Regions from separate parts of the Homo sapiens genome. Here region 2 is linked to region 1. A link is a contact called in ENCODE Hi-C or POLR2A ChIA-PET data. All regions are on one chromosome and are shown on one strand. Each heading gives the region's core, a stretch centred on a gene start or an enhancer-like site at or near the end of the contact. The rest is flanking DNA. Distances are from core to core; before and after follow the strand shown. Region 1 holds the start of ACTMAP (actin maturation protease). Region 2 holds the start of ETHE1 (ETHE1 persulfide dioxygenase).

Region 1 (2,500 bases), core at 1-2,500:
GCTTCCTGGAGGAAGGGTCCTGTGACCTCAAACCTTGTAAGATGAGCAGCAGTGACCACGTTAAAGGGCAGAGTGTAAGATGAACTAATGGAGTGTTGAAGACAGGAAGTAGTTTGTGTAAAGGCCAAGGAGTTAACTCGAAGTTTGGCTGGACAAACACTTAGAAAGAGAGGCGGGTGCAGGGGACGGAAGAGGGGCCAGCCCGTGCGGGACAGTCTGGACTCCGGACTATCCCGAGAACTCACCATCCTTCTTGATCTTCTCATTGAGGTTGTTGATATAAATAGTGTGGTTAGGGCGGGTCTCGGGAACTGCCATGGAGTGAAGTGTTGAGGTAAGTCTTAAAGGAGGAAAAACGTGACTTTAGCCCTGGGTTTCTCCAAATCCTTTGTCCCAACGTCGGCTGCTCAAGGATCTTCCTCCGAAAAGGAAGTCAGGTAAGGCGGGAGTAGGGGCAAGGACGGAGGCAAAGCGCGACAACAAAGCGTGCGTAGGACCCGCTTCTCCAGCCCGCGTGCGGAGAGAACTCTCGAGAGATTTACTACGACTTCCAGGATGCTCTACGCGACCCGGTGGGCGGAGCACCCTAAATGGCGATTCCCATTGGCCCAAGCATCCGAAGGGCCGTCCCGGAGAAAAAACCCGGATGTGGGAGCCAGTATAGAAAAAAGGGACAGGTCCTAGGCAGCCTGGCCTCGAGCAGCAAGTTTCCTCAGACGGGCCCAGGAAGGCCCGGACGCCAAGCGTACCGCTCGCCTGCCGCCGATGGTCGTTTGCACCGGAGGTTACCTTCCGACAGGGCCGTAGTTCTCTCAACCGGCGCCTGCTACTTCCCTGAGACCAAACCACAAAGCTTTCTCTCCTGGCCCCGCCTCTGCCTTTCTGCCAGCCAATCGCCGCGCGGAAACGCAGTAGCTTGACCAATCAGAGCAAGTCTCGTTTCTGGGCTCAGCTGTTGCCAATCAAAACGATATTTGGGTTCCCGCCTAGGTAGAAAAACCCCGCCCCACTCCCTGAAAGCCCACCTCCTTCCGTGGCGCCCGGGTCTACGGACCAATCAGTGAAGGTCACGAGTCTGTACGCGTCTCGCGCTGCGGTGTCTTCCGGAGGCAATCCTTTTTGGAGTCCCGCCTCTTACCCCCGCCAGAGCTGCGTTTTCTGTCACGTGATCGCAAAATGGGCGGGAACTGTTGCGTGTAATACCACGTGATATGGGAAAGGCAGTGTGCGGGGGCCGCCATTTTCCGGGAGTGGGAGGTGCACTTTACTTCCTGACTCCTTTCCTTTTTCCAGTGGTTATCGCGGCGCCCACCGGCCTCTGATCTCTGAGTCTTCTCCAACCCACAGACGTTTTTTGTTGCTCTGGTTCCAGGACCTTCTCCACAACTAGGCCATTTTCCCTGCCAGGTGTCCTTTTTGACCTCTTGACCTCTGACTCAAAGGTCAGCTCAAAGGTTCCGAACTCGGGCCTGGGATGTGAGGGGGTACTGAACCTAAGTTCTCCGAATCTTTAGCCCTGGGTCCCTAAGTCGCATCCTTAAGGCACCTCACTCTAGATCTGAGCCTTCATATCCCAAACTCACTCATGAGTTTCCACATCCAGCCCCAAAGAATGAGTTAACTCCTACTAACTCTCCACCTAAGACTCCCGAGGTAACCCAACCGGTACCACAGATCCGGTTCCGGATTTAAGGACCCCACCCTGTTAACCGTCAGGTGCCTTATGACTTGAGTCAGCCTCGCAATTCCTGCTCCCGTGGTTTCAAATATTAGCCCTGGTCCTTTCACACCCACTGCTCAGTCCCCAGATTCTGGAACTCAGCTCTTAAACCTTTAAAATCTCCATCCCTGAGACCGTTCTCCGTTGGAGGATCCTTCCCTCCCCGCTTTCTGAACCTCTCAACACCTCCTGTAGACCCCAAAATGACTTCTCCATGCTCTCCTCCCCTAAAACCACCAATTTCTCCTCCAAAAACCCCTGTACCCCAAGCCAGCAGCATTCCATCTCCTCCTCTACCCCCAAGTCCCCTGGACTTTTCAGCTTTACCATCCCCTCCCTGGAGTCAGCAGACCCCTGTTCCCCCACCGCTCCCACTGCCTCCTCCACCCGCTGCCACAGGGCCTGCTCCCCGTCATGTCTTCGGCCTGGAGAAGAGCCAGCTCCTGAAGGAGGCCTTTGATAAGGCCGGCCCGGTCCCCAAGGGCAGAGAAGATGTGAAGAGGCTTCTGAAACTACACAAGGACCGGTAGGGTCTCCATGCCCCACCCACCACCCAGGCTCTGCCCTAGACACTTCACAGATCTCTTGGGGTGGGGGGGGGGTTCCCGTGTCCTCAAGATCAAACAGGCTGACTACTTAGGTCCCCCACCTAGATCTCTTCCATGGTGGTGTGCCTCCAGCAATGAAGAAAGCTGTCCTCACAAGTGCCCAGTCCAGTCCGGGTGCTTTGGCTCATGCATGTAATCCCAGCACTTTGGGAGGCCGAGGCGGGTGGATCAC
Region 2 (3,395 bases), core at 896-3,395, 2.8 Mb before region 1:
AAATGATTCTCATGCCTCAGCTTCCCAAGTAGCTGGGTCTACAGGCGTGCCCCACCACGCCCAGATAATTTTTTTGTATTTTATTTTATTTTTTTCAGTAGAGATGGGGTTTTACCATGTTGGCCAGGCTGTCTCAAACTCTTGACCTCAAGTGATCTGCCCACCTAGGCCTCCCAAAGTGCTCAAAGTGCCTGTGCATGAGCTCAGCCATATGCTTTTTTTTTTTTTTTTTTTTTTTTTTTGAGATGGAGTCTCCATCACCCAGGCTGGAATGCAGTGGCACGATCTCAGCTCACTGCAACCTCCACCTCCCGAGTTCAGGCAATTCTCCTGCCTCAGCCTCCTGAGTAGCTGGGATAACAGGTGTGCACCACCACACCCAGCTAATTTTTATATTTTTAGTAGAGATGGTGTTTCACCATGTTGGTCAGGCTGGTCTTGAACTCCTGACCTCGTGATCCGCCCGCCTCAGCCTCCCAAAGTGCTGGGATTACAGGCATGAGCCACCGCGCCCAGCCGGCCACATAAAATTTTAATGAAGCAATTTGATAGGCTTAAGGAAAAGCAGGCCTTCTCTGTGTAAAGGCATTCACACAGGGGCTGCTCTGAAAATAGCTCCAGGGACCATTCCCTGGAAACTCCAGAATTAAGATAAATGTTGTTGCAGGAAACCCCTCCTCAGAAGCTGTGGGACAGGATAACTCAGTGGTTCATACCTGTAATCCCAGCATTTTGGGAGGCCCAGGTGGGAGGACCATTTGAGGCCAGGAGCTGGAGACCAGCCTAGGCAACATAGCAAGACCCCTGTTTCTACAAAAAAAATTCTAACAATTAAAAAAAAAAAAAAAAGCTCTGCCCCTAGGCTGGAAATCAAGGCTGCTCTGATGTCACAAAGTGACATAGATCCTCCAGATGAGAGTGGGATGTCCTATTCTCACTACTGCTACGATTACAAAGAGCAGACTTTCTGACAGCTCATGACTTGAGACTACAGTTTTTCAGCCCCAGGTCCTTGGTGTAAATGAACACAAGCTCTTTTCAGAGGTTCACACCCCAACAGAAGATGAATAATCCCCAATCTGATTATTCAAGAGATAATGCAAAATTATCTTTTTTTTTTTTTTTAAGATTTCTTCCTGGAAAGAGAGAAACATTCCTGATAAAATGCTTATGCAATTTCTGGATGAACTTTAATGGGATCAAGTGTTGTTCTGGTAACCAGGCACCCACTCAAAAGTCCCTCAAGATATTAATGACCTGGAACCGAACGAATATCTTTTTTTTTTGAGACAGAGTCTCCCTCTGTCGCCCAGGCTGGAGTGCAGTGGCGTCATCTCTACTCACTGCAACCTCTGCCTCCCGGAACCGAACATCTTTTTCTAACCATGACTATCCTACCACCTGCTAGAAAACGGCCCCACGGGACGCGGTGGCTCACGTCTGTAATCCCAGCACTTTGGGAGGACAAGGTGGGAGGAACGCTTGAGCTCAGGAGTTCGAGATCAGCCTGGGCAACATAGTGAGAACTCCGTCTCTGCAAAAAACAAATTTTATATACATGTATGTGTGTGTGTGTGTGTATATATATATATGTATATAAATATATATATAGATATAAATATATATATATAAAATGTCGGGTGTGGTGGCAACGTGCCATAGTCCCAGCTACTCGGGAGGCTGAGGTTGGAGGATCGCTTGAACCCGGGAGTTTAAGGCTGTAGTAAGCTGAGATCGAGTCACTGCACTCAAGCCTGCGTGACAGAGCGAGACTCTGTCTCAAAATAAAACAAAAGAAAAAGGAAAAAAAACGGCCCCGAGGCTATGAGTGTACTGGGGCCTCTCCCTGGGTTTCTACTTCTCTCCCTATCTCTGTTCCTACATGAGTATGTCTGTGTGTCTCTGAGCGTCTGTCCCTCGCACTTTGAGTGTCTCCCTGTTCTCTGTTTTTTCTGGGTCTCAAAGCGTCCAGGCATTGCACTCTGGCTTTCCTCGGTCTCGCCCTCGCCCCAGTCCCGCTCGGCGGTCCCCCGCCCTCTGCCCCAGGCGTCCGTGGCCCCTTTAAGGCGTGCTCCGCCCCCGCCCCGCCCTTCCCGGGGTCAGTGCCGTAGCGCCCGGCTCCTGCAGGCGCTCGGCCTCCGCTCATTCCTGACCCCGCAGTGGGCGCGATGGCGGAGGCTGTACTGAGGGTCGCCCGGCGGCAGCTGAGCCAGCGCGGCGGGTCTGGAGCCCCCATCCTCCTGCGGCAGGTGCGGGTGGCTGGACCTAGGAGGGGACTGCTGGGCACTAGGCGGCAGCAAGGACGGAACTCCGGGGTCTCTTAATAGGGAGAGATCCGGGGGGACCCACGCCTGCATCTTGCGGAAAGCGGGGTGGAGGTTTAGGGCTGGACTCTTGGGTCCTTTAAAGGTGAGTGGTCTGGGGGCCTCTGGGCTTGGGGCCAGACCCCTGGGTCCTCTATGAAAGAACGTGCTGGGGACCCTGATTTTGGGATGTTAGGAAGTTGGAACTCTTTTGTTCTGATAGGGGAAGGTAGTGGGGCTCCGGACTCCCGACTCCCGGGGAAAGAGTGGGCTGGGGTTTCTGCTTCTGGATCTTAGGAAGAGGATAGGGTCAGTCTGGACTACTTGGCCTCCAGTGGGTGGAAGTCCGGTTCTGCGCCCTCACCTGGGTCCCCCGTTCCCAGATGTTCGAGCCTGTGAGCTGCACCTTCACGTACCTGCTGGGTGACAGAGAGTCCCGGGAGGCCGTTCTGATCGACCCAGTCCTGGAAACAGCGCCTCGGGATGCCCAGCTGATCAAGGAGCTGGGGCTGCGGCTGCTCTATGCTGGTCAGTCCGGGGACCAAACTCATGGATCCCAGCGGGGCTGGGCTGCAGCGTCAGTGGAATGGGAAGCTGGGGCCCAGAACTCCTGAGTCTGAGGGAGAAGGATCTGGGCTGGGACTCCCAGGTCCTTTCTGTACCCTCCGGACCTGTCCCTCCTCTCTCTCCCAGTGAATACCCACTGCCACGCGGACCACATTACAGGCTCGGGGCTGCTCCGTTCCCTCCTCCCTGGCTGCCAGTCTGTCATCTCCCGCCTTAGTGGGGCCCAGGCTGACTTACACATTGAGGATGGAGACTCCATCCGCTTCGGGCGCTTCGTGAGTTGGGTGCTGGGTCCCCAAGAGGGTGGTGGCCTGGACTTCTTAAACTTAAGGGAAGAGGGGACTGGGGGCCTGGGATCCTGAGTCCTTGGGGAGGAGGGACCTCAGGACCTGGGTTTCTGACCCCTGAGCTCATATTTCTGGGAGGGGGGCACCATAAACCCAGGTGGGGCACTGGGGCAAGAGGCTCTGGGCAGGTGGGGCACTGGCGGAACTCCTAAGTCAACAGCATTTAAGGAGTTTCCTT

The links. A loop is a pair of places that touch in the nucleus more often than their neighbours do. ChIA-PET counts read pairs that join two places held with the same protein, here RNA polymerase II (POLR2A). Pooled maps may share reads with other maps.
Region 2: a pooled map shows a loop between it and region 1 (8-fold over the local background). The contact joins the promoter of ETHE1 here to the promoter of ACTMAP in region 1. A Hi-C loop is called at or near these places in 2 of 50 pooled maps. POLR2A ChIA-PET finds 5 or more read pairs at or near these places in 2 of 52 experiments (CD8-positive, alpha-beta T cell and WTC11).

The regions. Positions count from the first base shown.
Region 1 is chr19:40,749,227-40,751,726 of GRCh38, reverse strand. ACTMAP (actin maturation protease) reads left to right here and starts at 1,250. Exons shown (of 6, transcript NM_198476.5): 1 at 1,250-2,246. The coding sequence starts at 1,924. It overlaps SNRPA (small nuclear ribonucleoprotein polypeptide A), which reads right to left and starts at 524. Exons shown (of 6, transcript NM_004596.5): 1 at 246-524. The coding sequence starts at 318. RefSeq lists enhancers at 1-545, 633-702, 1,243-1,482, 1,174-1,799 and silencers at 456-638, 903-1,042.
Region 2 is chr19:43,525,951-43,529,345 of GRCh38, reverse strand. It overlaps ETHE1 (ETHE1 persulfide dioxygenase), which reads left to right and starts at 2,145. Exons shown (of 7, transcript NM_014297.5): 1 at 2,145-2,249; 2 at 2,687-2,831; 3 at 2,997-3,145. The coding sequence starts at 2,169. RefSeq lists a silencer at 1,994-2,183 and enhancers at 2,794-2,973, 2,489-2,993, 2,994-3,395.